Regions from separate parts of the Homo sapiens genome. Here region 2 is linked to region 1. Evidence: chromatin contacts called from ENCODE Hi-C or POLR2A ChIA-PET data. All regions are on one chromosome and are shown on one strand. The core of a region is the stretch at or near the end of the contact, and the rest is flanking DNA. Distances in the headings are between cores, read along the strand shown. Region 1 overlaps STPG1 (sperm tail PG-rich repeat containing 1). Region 2 has its middle 37 kb from the start of LINC02800.

Region 1 (6,552 bases), core at 2,457-4,956:
GGTGGGAATAATTCCTGCCTCGTAGGATTTTGCTTTCAGAATTAAAAATACATGTTTGGCTGGGCGCAGCAGCTTGCGCCTGTAATCCCAGCACTTTGGGAGGCCGAGGTGGGCGAATCACTTGAGATCAGGTGTTCGAGACCAGTCTGGCCAACATGGTGAAACCCTGTCTCTACTAAAAATACAAAAATTATCCAGGCATGATGGTGCACGCCTGTAATCCTAGCTACTCGGGAGGCTGAGGCAGGAGAATCACTTGGACCTGTGAGGCCCAGATTGTGGTGAGCCGAGATTGCGCCACTGCACTCCAGCCTGGGTGACAGAGTGAGACCCTGTCTCAAAAAACAAAAAAAGTAAATAAAATATATGTTTGGCATTGGCATTGCAGCTGGTGACTCAAAATTAACACAGATTTTTAAAAGTAAATACAGGGATTTTTGTTACCCTGTTTAATATCCTACACATTTTATATTACTCTCACCTAAGAGGCTCAAATACTCACAGAGCTTATTTATTTCTCGAATGGTTCTAGAACTTCTGGAACTAACTGCAGTTAGGGTTAGTCCTCCTGTTACCATCTCAGCTCTCACCCATGCGTAGCCCCTCCAGACAGAGCTGGCCACTGGGAGGGCTGGCCAGGTGGGACCAACAATATATCCTCTTGGGCCCCTCCAGAGAGATCAGGCAGGTGTTAGGAGCCATAGCCACAGTGGGTCAGAAGTCCAGGCAACCCAGGGAGGCTGCCAACATTGGGCATAGTCTGATCATCAGCCTAGGGCAAGGGGACCACAGTTAGAGAGAGGTGCAAGTTGTGAATCTGCCAAGTCGAACTTAAGATCTGGAGAGGGGATTGAGACCTCAGCTGGAATCCACCAGAGGAGTCCCTTCTGCCCTCCAGGTCTAGGGCTCTGCAGGCTGGCCTTGTACAGGCTGTAGGGCTAGGGGCTGGGGCAGGCCAGTCTCCAGGAACAGCTCTGTCTCTGGAAAGTCTCTCTCCAGAGACCTCCCGCCTCCAGGCTGGCATGCGGCATCTCTACAAGTAACTATTCCCTTACTCTGCCAGAGAAAGAGTGGTCAAGAGGACAGGTGTTGGAGTTGGCCGACCAGAGTATGAATCCCAGCTCTGTACCTTCCAGAGACTTCTCCTCTCTGAGCCTCAGTTTTATGTTATTAAGTAGAGATAAGGATCTTATCTCGTAGGGATTCCATGAAGATTCGATGAGAAGATGTTGGAAAATAGCTATTACCGGTTGGGCATGGTGACTCACGCCTGTAATCCCAGCATTTTGGGAGCCCAAGGCAGATGGATCACTTGAGGCTAGGAGTTTGAGACCAGTCTGGCCAACATGGCAAAACCCCATCTCTACTAAAAATACAAAGCTGGGCGTGGTGGAGGGCGCCTGTAATCCCAGCTACTCAGGAGGCTGAGGCAGGAGAATTGCTTGAACCGGGGAGGTGGAGGTTGCAGTGAGCCGAGATCATGCCACTGCACTCCAGCCTGGGTGACAGAGCAAGACTTGGTCTCAAAAAGAAAGAAAATAGCTATTACCCTTATAATGATAGCTGTGGTTATTGTATATCCTATAGACCTACTAGGCTATATTATACAATACAGCTGTTATTTGGCATGGCAGCTCAAGCCCCCAGCCCAAATTTGGAAGCTTCTTCAAGGAAAATGGTGAAATAACATAAGAGTGGAGGATGCTCAATTTTTAACTGCTTTATCTGGAGAAATATCTTCTGGCTTTTGCTCAAGTTTGAACAGGTGGTTTGAGATCGTTCTTATTTTATGGCGTTTGCATTTGTCAGTCAGCAGACTCTATAGATTTCTAGTTCTGTACTGGAGGCTCAGGTGAACAGGACACCACGCCTCCAGCCAACCTCATCTGGGAACAGCCTCGAAGCCAGGTGGAGGAGCCTGCAGCAAAATGCCGGGTTAGGTGGCCCCAGGGGTGTATGGCCATGTACAACCCATGGGGCCGTCTTCCCACTGGGCAGTGCAGCGGGACTGCGTGTCTGGGGCTTCTAGGGCTCGCTGGCTCTCTGTCAATGCTTCACAAATAAAAGGTCTTTGGTTAATAAGTCTGAGAAGCACTGCATCGTAACCCTCTGCCCCTGAGAACATCGCAGTCTGCACAGGCATCTTAAAGGCTCTGAGAAGGCCTGCAGTAAAGGAACCTATTAACCCGCTGTCTCCTAAACTTGGGTTCACCCTGATGAGGGGATGGTGCCCCAGGCTCTATAGCACGACATTTGTATAGCTGGCTCTGTGGTCTGGGGCTGCTCTGGGCACCTCTCTGGGTCTTCATTTCTCTATAAGCGAAAGAAGGGTGTCTGCATTTCTGACACATCAGAATCCCAGGTTTGCTCACCATGGACTCAGGAGAGCACACAGGGGACAACGAACGTGGAGCCAGCCTGGACCCACAGAGGAGGTCCAGATTATGTATTTTAAAATTAACGTGGGAAAGATGAAGCTAAGAAATTTATCATTTTATTTGGAAAGCAAGAAGATAAGACTGGTAGGCTTTGGACTATTCTAAAAAAAACATTTATCTGTTCCCGATGAATGATGAAGAAAATGATGTAATGAAAAGAAAAGACAGCTGAATATCAGAGTGTTGAGGAAATATCCAAAATCCAGTTTCTCAAATTCCAGTTCTGTTTTCTCCTGTGTCCCTGGAGGGAAGAGAGGGACAGGAGCTACACGGGTTCCTGAGGTCAGTAGACCCCTGAGGTGACCCCATCTGCATGCACCTTCCCTTAGGACTTTGTCCACATCAGAACTAATCCTCTTTAGCTCTCCACGGCTACGTGGAGCGGCGGTGACTTGCCGCCATGTTTCTTTCTCGGGAACACACGCGTGCCATGCAGGGGGAGACCTGCCCTCATCTGTCTTGGGTTGGAGTTGATGGGCTTCCCATTCTTGGGCAGAGTTACAGCTACAGAAATGCTTTTCTGGATCTGCTTTCTTCAGGGTGCAGGAAGCATCAGTGCAGATATGAATTCTCCCTGGAGTTTTTAGTCTCATGTTACTGGCCAAAAAATGTAAAGCCCAGCCGTGAGAGGATGGCTGGATATGACCAAAGCTCAGGAGGCCACCATTAGGGCAGGGAACGGCTGATCACGTCCCCTGAAGAGGCCATGGAGGCAGCGTGGGCAGTGGATTGATTAGCGTAGGCCCCAAAGTCAGTACCATGGAACCTCCACTTTCCCTGCTCACCAGCCCTGTGGGCCTGGGGGAAGGGAGGTCACTTAACTCCCAGTGGGTTCAAAGTCATCCTTGGTGAACCAGGATAAGAACACCTCATAATGTGGTTGTAAGGATAAAAGGAGATAACCCACAAAATTCACATGGTAACTTGTATTTTTATCAAAGCAGGTGAGCGGGTCCTCTGTGTCTTCCTAGGGTTTCTAGTGTGGCCCCGCAGGGCGGATGCTGTGCTTGGGGCTGGCTGTTTGTTAGCACTGGCATTTCTGAGCTCCTTAGCTAAAGGTCATGCCATCGGGTGTTCCTTGGCCATGGCCACCTTGCTGACTCAAAGCTAAGAGGACTTCTCAGCTTCCAGGGTGTCTTCAGAAGCAAAGTGAAGTATCAGCCAAGGTTTCGCTTCTGAGGTCTTCAATATCCGTCACAGTGATGACTCAATCACTTAGGGTGAGTCAGGGTGAGAGTTTTGGAGATCAAAATAGTTCCTCCTAGGCAATGCCTTCCAACTCATGCTCCCCAGCAAGGAGGTGCAACACTCAGGGCCATTTTTCTAACCCTTGATCTGCTTCCTGGAGTTTTAAGCCACTGGATTTGCACAGACACGCTGTCTTGTCACAGCTAGAGCTGAAAAATCAAGCCCCGTTGGCCCCACTCCAATTTTGGTAATTAGATTGGACCCACCCTAACTTCCCCTGGGATTTTCAATTAGATATGGGATGCTTCTTCCCAAGCAGCTGTAATCTGTCACCCGCTACCCTGTTAAACAGATACTGCATTCCACCCCAGAGGCAATCGGCTGCCCTTTAATGATGAGAAAAATTGCCCCTTTATCCCTCCCAACCCTGGGAATCCCTGAGGCGAGTGAATGTGTGCCTGGGAGTGTCTGGAGGGTCTCAGATGCTTTCCCCAAGTGGCCTGCTGAGTCCTCTAAGACATTCATTATTCTTAGGTGATTTGCAAACAGCTCACATTGGAAGCTGCAAACACACTTAATCCAGTTGTGGCCAACTCAGAGCCTTTGATAGATGTTTTCTTTCCACGGGGCAGGGCCAGGTTGGCTTTTATAACTGAGCAATGAGGCTCATAAAAGCCCTGGTCACAATGCACTGTGGGCTGCCCTGGGTTTGATCCAGCCTGACCTTTGTGATTTGTCAGCCCCACCTCGACATGGAGGGACCAGCCCTGGATGAGGATGAAACTGTCATGTGGGCCTCAGATGCCTGGGCTCCTTTACATGCTGCCAGCCCTCTGCTTTTCTCTGCACTTCAGCAAATGTTCCCGGGATAGGGCTAGGGGCCTCAAAGCTGAGGAAGACACAATACCTTCCCTTAAAGAGCTAGGCAAGTAAAAGCCATAGAAAATGCAACATTTTAAATGCAAAGTAATAGCCAGAATGTATTCAGGGGCCACATACTCTGAGCTGAGAGCTCTCAGATGTGACCTGCCGTCGTCCTTCCACCTCTCCTCCAGGTGGGTGTGTCATTCCGAGTTTACAGTGAAGTGCAGGCTGTTGACGGTGGTGGGGCTGGGATTTGAATCCAGGTCCCTCTGCCTCCAAAATCCATCTCCAAAACCCATGTTCCTCACTTGAGTCACAGGATGGGAACATTCAAGACAGTCAGGTGGGGGGTGGCGAGACAGGCGTGGGTGGAGGAGAGAAGTTTCCCTGGAAGAAAGTGAGAACGTCAAGAATTGAATTCGAGTTTGCAGGGAAAGTTGGTGTTTCTCACAGAAGGAACAGCAGGGACAAAGGCATGGAGTTGCTGAACTGTGTTGTGTTGGGTGTTTCTGGAAGGTAAAACGGAAGCAGCAGGACATGGGAGATTAGGCTGGATTGAGAGGCCATAAATAGATCTTGCCTTTAAGTTTTCATCAGGGTTTGTAAGTGGGGAGTATCAGAAGCAAGTGAACAACCCAGGAAATCACTGGTGAATGGAGGGTTGAAGGCAGTCTAGGTGCTCAGCGTCTGTCTCCTTGTGTCCCAATTCCTGCCATAACAGCTACAGCTTTCCCCATTCCATGCTTTTGCTCCTGCTGTTCCCTCTGCTGGAAATGCTCTTCCCCACCTGAAGATTTTCTGGATTTCTGGATGGATTTCTGGATTCATCTTGTTGGAATTAATGTCCCTCTGTCTCTGTCTCTTTCTCTCTGCTTTCAATGCAGTTTTTTATTTTAACCTCTATTCGAACAGATTTCATGTTTTTAAACAAATGTTACAAGTAAAGCACAATCTTCCTAACAATCTGGGTAGTAGGTATTATTTCCACTGTTTTACAGATGAGGAAATTGAGGCTTAAGGAGGTTAAGAGCCTTTTCTAAGAACACATAGCTGTTGAACGGGGAAGTGGGGATTCAAACCCAGCTCTGTCTGAGTGCAAAGCCTGTACTGCCTGAAGTTGTCACCAGTCATGGCTGTTGCTGGCAGCGGATTGTCAAGCCCTTAAGGACACTCAAGTCCGTGTCTTAGTACAGAACTGCCTGGATTCCCAAGCATGCCTGGCCCAGAATCCCACACATGGCTGGTGCTCATGAAAGATCCATAGTGCTAGGCTGAAGGTTCTGAGCCTCTCCTGGGCATACTGAAGGAGTGGAAGACAAGAAACCTCTCTAACCCATCTTGCCAAGAACACTGGTGAGTCATTAACTCAGCGTGCTCCAGCCTTCTGCAGGCTGTCCTTGGCTAAGAAAGCAGACACCTCATGGTTTTCTCAAAGAACAGGGTGGGAATCTTGGGCTTGGAGTGACCCAGACCAGTGATGGGGTGACCTCATATAATGGTTGATTTGTTCCAGCTGTAATTTCCAGGAATCAAACCTGTCTCTCCATGATGCCAGCCACAAACTCATCAAATGTCTGGAGGTGTTTTGAAGGGGGAGCCACAAGCCAGAACAAGGAGAAGCCAGCTTTTATTTATAAGGGGAGAGGTTGTTGATTACACCCTGTAACCAGTTCTTCCATGCAGATTCATAGCAAACAGGGAGGCAGCATGTCCCCCCTTTCCCTGTGGGTACCTTTGTTCTAAATATAAGCATCCACGCCAGCTGCTCCTCCACCACAAGATGTGAGCCCAAGCACATTTATGATGGCTTTCAGTGTCCTCTCTGACCAGGGGGGTGTCCCCTGCCTCAGCATGACTCTGGGGTGGAAGGGCCCTGTCAGTCTTTTACGAGGCTCAGTTGCCTGTCTGTCACCAAGCAGCACACATTGATGCTGACACAGGGATCATCAGAAGAATAACAACTACCTTTATTGAGCACCTACTATGTGCTGGTGCTCTACTAGGTGCTTTACATACCTTTTCTCTGTTCATTGTAACTCCTTTATAAAGTTAGTGTCATTGT
Region 2 (6,552 bases), core at 2,470-4,969, 130 kb after region 1:
GTTGATGGTTGGAGGTCATTAAACCAGCCTTGGATGACTGTATTAAGGCCTTCAATTAACAGAAGACATAAATCTTATACATAGAGACTATTCTGTATATATAAAATAAGATTGTGGGGCAGTCCCAGTGGCTCACACCTGTAATCCCAAAACTTTGGGAGGCCAAGATGGGAGGATTGCTTGAGCCCAGGAGTTTGAGACCAGCCTGGGCAACAAAGTGAGACCCCGTCTCTACAAAAAATTTTAAAATTAGCCAGATGTGGTGGTGCCTACCTGTTGTCCCAGCTACTTGGGAGGCTGAGGCAAGAGGATTGCTTGAGCCCAGGAGTTTGAGACTGCAGTGAGCTGTGATTGAGCCACTGTACTTGGCCTGAGCCACAGAGCAAGACCCTGTCTCAAAAAAAAAAAAACAATTTTTTATGGCAAAAGGAACATATTTGTATAAATATATATGATTTACATGTACATATGTTTGGAGAGACTTAGAGAAGGTATATGGCAGTGTGTTGGAAGATTTACCAAAGTGTATTGCTTATACTTCTGTATTTTATTATGGGAGACTATTAACTTTTTCTTCACACACTTCAGCATCATTTGATATGTTACAATGGGCATATATTTTAATCATCATCATCATTGTTAATATTATTTTGTAATTAACAAAACAGGGAATATAGGTGTTCCTTGTATTGTTCATGTTACTTTTCTGTAAGTTTGGAATTACATAAATTTAAAAACTTAAACATTTTAAAACAAAACAAAGTAAAAATAGTTTACTTTTTCAAGAAATTAAATACTAAACCCGTACAGATCCCTTTCGAAACTGCTAACTAAGCTGAAATGACCCACACAAAAATATTCAGATTAAAAAAAGGAAGGTCTGGGCTTTGGATGTGACCCTCCTCTTCAGTCCAGGGGAATCCAAGGCCCCTCTTCATCTGATAATTCATGAAGCATGGAGAGTGTTAAACTGTGGTCATGACTCCTATGCAGAGGCTAGAGAGAATCTGTGGCCTCCTGACATCTTAGGAAGATGTTTCTCTGTGCATCTTTTGTGCGTCTTCGGCTCTTGTCCGATTCTCAGAGGGTCTGTGACCTAAAAGAGGCTAAAGTCCAGAACTTTGCTTTATCTTTAAATTCTGTCATTTGCAGATATGATTTCAGTAAGTCAGCCTACAAACTGAAAACTTTAACAGCCAGGACAAACACGATGATTTTTATTCATTATACTATATTCATTATACTAAAATTCACTGTAAAAATGAGAAAATCCTATAAAGCCAGAATATCTGCAATTATAATTTTTTATTTTCTGTTTTTGTTCATTTCTACTTTTTTCTTTTTTTTGAGACAGAGTCGTGCTCTGTCACCAGGCTGGAGTGCAGTGACACGATCTCAGCTCACTACAACCTCCGCCTCCCGCGTTCAAGTAATTCTCCTGCCTCAGCCTCCCAACGCATCCACCACCATGCCCAGCTGATTTTTGTATTTTTAGTAGAGACGGGGTTTCACCATGTTGGCCAGGATGGTCTCAATCTCTTGACCTTGGGATCCATCCACTTCAGCCTCCCAAAGTGCTGGCATTACAGGAGTGAGCCACCGTGTCCAGTCCATTTCTACTTTCTAAATATACTACAGTGAACACGTATTATCTTGGCAATAATAAAATTCTATGAATACATTTATTAGTATAAATATAAACATGTATATTGAACGATGCATAGACAAAAGCCTAAAAGAAATCACACCCAAGATACTCACCATGTTTATGCATGAGTGATGGGGTTGTAGGTTTTTAAACTTTCTTCTTTGGGTTTACTAGGAGTTCCTACATTTTCTTTATTGCTTTTGGAATAGGGGAGAAATTATTCTGAAGCAATACGAAATCACTCCCCTCAGCTGGGTGTGGTGGCTCATGCCTGTAATCCCAGCACTTTGGGAGGCCAAGGTGGGCGGATCACTTGAGGTCAGGCGTTGGAGACCAGCCTGGCCAACATGGTGAAAACCCGTCTCTACTAAAAATACAAAAGATTAGCTGGGCGTGGTGGTGGGTGTCTGGAATCCCAGCTACTTGGGAGGCTGAGACAAGAGAATTGCTTGAACCCAGGAGGCGGAGATTACAGTGAGCCGAGATGGCGCCATTGCACTCTAGCCTGGGTAACAAGAACGAAACTCCAACTCAAAAAAAAAAAGAAATTATCAGTTCCCTCCTGTTGATCATTTAAGATCTCTTTTTTCTAGCCCCCCGCCACCCCACAACTGGCACCCTTTCCTGCAACGCCTCTCACTCCACATTCGTAGCCTTGTTTGGAGAAAGCGGGGACAAAGAAGGCTCACCCAGCCATGCTGGGGATGAGTTTCTTTTGGGGCTCAGCCCCTGAGTCACATGAGAAACCCTTAAGCACAAACTCCAGACATCTCACTCTCTCTCCCACCGCTGCATTCTCATGGGAGAGTTCAAAGGTTGAAAGGGCAATCTAAGAGTTGGAGTAGCTGAGGCTCAGACAGGCTGAAGGAAAGAGGCTTTCTCAGATTCAGGGATTTTTCTAGATTCAGGGATTTTTCTAGCACAAGAGGAGCAGGGTAGAAATTGGGAGGCTGGGCTCTGACGTCAGGCTGCCTGAGTTCTAATTCCAATTCTCCTGAAGTATTGGAGTTCCAATACCAGCTGTGTGACTTCAGGCTAGTTCCTTAACCTCTCTGAGCCTCGGTTTCCTCATCTGCAAAATGGGGTAGTGATAGTACCAAGAAGGAGGTTGTGTGATATGAAGACATATCAGTAAAGCATCCCATAAAATGTGAAATCATGAACACTCTCCCTCAGTAAATGAATGATTTATCGAAACCTGCATAATTTCATAGCAGGCAGACCAAGAAAATTGTAATCTCTTCACACCATAGCTATAGGGTTGCACCACTTTGGCAGGTGAACAAACACACGAACCACCTTTGTCGATATTAGTCTCGAAGTACGTGAGGTTGAAATGATATAAGGTCTTTAGTGAAAGGGCTTTCATATTTTAAGAAATTCATCCTCCCAGGATAGTAAAATTCCAATGACATACTTTATGTGCAGCACCTAGGTTAGTGCCCGGCAAGAGTGCTTCATGTGCAAATATCTACTCAAAAAGATGACTTGGCTTCCTGCCCCTGGGGCCTGGCAGCCACCCTGAGACCCCATCCAACACTGCTGTCCCCACCTTTCCTACAGGGGAAGGGGCTGCTGGTATTCTCCTGGCGAGGGTCCCATCTGGTTCTCGCCCCAGAAACAGAAGGTAAATAGGGGCTGGGGGCTTGCAACAGAAATCCTGGAACTCCTCCTGGGCTAGGAAGTAGTGTCCCAGCAACAAGTCAAAAGTGGGAGCAAGGGCATGTGGTATGTGACCCCAAGATGCTCCTCTTCCCCCTGGCTTGGGGGTCCCTACTTGTCAGTAGTTTATACATCACCTCCTCCAGGAAGCCACCCTAGCTTCCCTCTCCCCATCCTACAACCAGAGCCTCTTCTGGCTTCCTCACACTCTGCTTACCCCATCACAGCACTTGGCACAATCGATTCCAATAGCGTGTCCGCTTGCTCAATGCTACACTCCCCGTGCCTCCCACCTGGTAGACCGAGAGCTTTGAGGAGGACAGGGAGTGTGTTTTATTGTCTGTATCTCTGGCATCTAGCACAGGGCTCAGAGTGGGCCCTCCATAATCAGGTATGTGAGTAAGTGCCTGAGCACATGAGTACATGAGTAATTTGGCACAACTTGTAGGGCAGAGGTTAAGAATCTGGGCTTCAGAGCCAAACAAACCTTGATCAAATCCCAGCTCCGCATCTCCCTGGCATGGAACTTGGACGAGTTCTTTCCTCCCTGGGCCGTGTCGTCCTCATGGGTAAAGTGGAAATAATAACAGTTCCCAAAGCACCAGTTATTGTGAGGGTTAAAGGCAGCAGTCACAACAAAGAATGAGCTCAGAGCCTGCATGCGTTCCATAAATGCAAGTATTCCATAAATGCCCTCTGTGCTGCTGTCTCCCCAGCTCCTAGAAGTGTGGCGGCTGGAAGCCTCCATCCCCTCCACCCTAGGAATGTGAAGGGCCCGCCTCGGTGGCAGTGTAGGGTCGGGGGAAAGCTGGTGGGCTTCCTGACCTGGATCCACTGCTCCTTTCAGAGACAAGGGTTGAGACACTGGCCTCAGCCTGGCTCACCCTTCCTGGGCCTCAAAGGCTGGGGCTCCCCCTCTCCTTGTCAAAATTAGCCTATCACATCCTGTGAAACTCAGGTGGGTGACTCAGAGACAGGCGGGCCACCTCGATTGCTGTTCCCAGGGCTGGGCTCATGGGCAAGGCGAGGCGTGGGCCCTCCACACACACCCACACCCCACAGGGACCCCGGGCCAGCAGCGAGCACCCCTTCCTCCCTCTCAGAAGCAGCCAGGGAAGCCCACCTCCCCTGACTTTTTCTCCTCTTTTCTTTTCTTCCCACTCGTCCAGCCTCTTGTTTTCTGCCCCCAAGGTGAAACGTGAGATCTGTCATTAGAAATTACCATGACTGACTGTCTAGCAGCTGACAGCATTGAGGAGAAGGGAGGAGTGGGGTCTGCGGGGCTGGCTCAGTGGGTTTTTCCCCAGTCCCTCTCCCGACTGCCCTCCCAGGATGGCAGAGCCAGATGTGTTCACATCCAAAACACACTAATTGTTTCTGGAAATCATCTGGGAAGATCTTCCTACAGCTGCAGTTCTCAAAAGGTGGTCTGTGGACCCTTGGGCATCCCGAAGTGCCTTTGAATCTTTCACCTTTTACCAAAGACCCTTGGAGGGGGGCCACAAGATCAAAACCATTATAATCATCCTGAGATGATGTCTTTATCACTCTCATTCACTCACAAATATTTAATGGAGTTTTCCGGGAGCTCTGTGACATGTGACATTGCAACAGATTGAATGCAGAAGTAGATACAATAATCCTGCGTGGTGGCTCACACCTGTAATCCCAGCACTTTGGGAGGCTGAGGCAGGCAGATCACTGGAAGCCAGGAGCTCGATACCAGCCTGGCCAACATGGCGAAACCCCATCTCTACTAAAAATAGAAAAAAATTAGCCAGAGATCGTGGCACATGCCTATAATCCCAGCAATGCAGGAAGCTGAGGCATGAGAATGGCTTGAACCCGGGAGGCAGAGGTTGCAGTGAGCCGAGATTGTGCCACTGCACTCCAGCCTGGGTGACAGAGTGAGACTCTGGTTAAAAAAAAAGAAAAAAAGAAAAAAGAAAAAAAAAGAATCCAGCTGTCTCCTGTGAAGCCAATCATTAAAGAGACCTGCAAAAATACAAAACGATGCCACTCCTTTAATTGGTTTTAATTTGGAAAATTGTGTCATTTCTTATAAAACTATGTTTTGTGTTAACATGTGATGAATTTATTATCCTCGCTTTAAATCAGTTTCTCAACCTTGGCACTATTGACATTTGGGCCAGATAATTCTGTTTATTGGGGGGTGCATCTGTGTATGGTAGGATGCATCTCGGATGCTGAGCAGCATCTCTGGCCTCACTACACACTAGACGCCGGTAGCATGCCCCATCTCCAGCTGTAACAAACAAAAATGGCTTCCAGCCTCGTCAAGTGTCCCCTGGGAGATAAAACTATCCCTGGTTGAGAACTACTACTTTAAATAAATGAATTACTACTTTCAATAAATGAACTAATTAATTAATTAAAATTTCCCAGTTTCAATTTCTAGTATGACAATTAGCAATAAATATAACAAAACTTTCAATGACTTTTATCTTCTTTTTTTTTTTTTTTTTTTGAGATAGGGTCTCACTCTGTTACCCAGGCTGGAGTGCAGTGGCCTGATCACAGTTCACAGCAGCCTCAACTTCCTGGACTCAAGCAATCCTCCCACCTCAGCCTCCTGAGTAGCTGGAGTCCCAGCTACTTGCCACCATGCCCGGCTAATTTTTTAATTTTTTATAGAGATGAGGTCTCACTATATTGCCCAGACTGATCTCAGACTCCTGGGCTCAAGTGATTCTCCCGCCTCAGCCTCCCAAATTGCTGGGATTGCAGGTGTGAGCCACTGTGCCTGGTCACTCAGTGACTTTTAAGAGTGTAAAGTGGTCCAGAGACTAAGAATTTTAGAAACCTCTGCCTTAAACCACACACAAGGCATCATGGGTTTGCAGATGAGGACAAAGGACTGGCAGCTCCGACGTTTTTCACTGGCGTGTTCCTGCAGAGGAGAGCACTCCTCACTGTATAACTGTGGGAGGTGTGAGTCAGCCTCCCACAGAGGGGATTCTTTTTGTCCTTTTAAATAACATTTCTTTTGCTTTTTCAAATAACAAAACAAAATCAGCACATAGGGTGGCAAACATACGAAAACACAAGGGGGTGAGAAAGAATCTCCAATGATTCCACCCAAGAAATAACTACACTTCACATTTTGGTGTTTTGTCTTAATAGTTAAGGAACTGAGTGACATGGTTTGGATCTGGTCCCAAATTGCATGCAAATTGTAATTCCCAGTGTTGGAGGTGGGGCCTGGTGGGAGGTGATCAATC

What was found. Hi-C counts contacts between places; a loop is a spot of excess contacts on that map. ChIA-PET counts read pairs that join two places held with the same protein, here RNA polymerase II (POLR2A). Pooled maps may share reads with other maps.
Region 2: a loop to region 1 is called in a pooled map, with 4 times the contacts of the local background. The contact joins two enhancer-like sites. A Hi-C loop is called at or near these places in 1 of 168 maps with a recorded cell type or tissue (mucosa of descending colon), 1 of 37 single-sample maps with no recorded cell type and 4 of 50 pooled maps. POLR2A ChIA-PET finds 5 or more read pairs at or near these places in 2 of 52 experiments (GM12878 and WTC11).

Annotation. Positions count from the first base shown.
Region 1 is chr1:24,362,510-24,369,061 of GRCh38, reverse strand. All of the region lies in intron 7 of STPG1 (sperm tail PG-rich repeat containing 1), which reads left to right. It also overlaps a transcript of GRHL3 not described here. Among named protein-coding and RNA genes, the nearest start is that of GRHL3-AS1, 44 kb to the right of the region's middle. RefSeq lists enhancers at 3,735-3,784, 3,549-3,843, 3,046-4,245. Within about 2 kb of position 3,706, at least 9 of the 41 ENCODE cell types and tissues checked have a DNase peak (open chromatin) inside an H3K27ac peak, as active enhancers do.
Region 2 is chr1:24,234,083-24,240,634 of GRCh38, reverse strand. No RefSeq gene overlaps it. Among named protein-coding and RNA genes, the nearest start is that of LINC02800, 37 kb to the right of the region's middle. Within about 2 kb of position 3,719, at least 8 of the 41 ENCODE cell types and tissues checked have a DNase peak (open chromatin) inside an H3K27ac peak, as active enhancers do.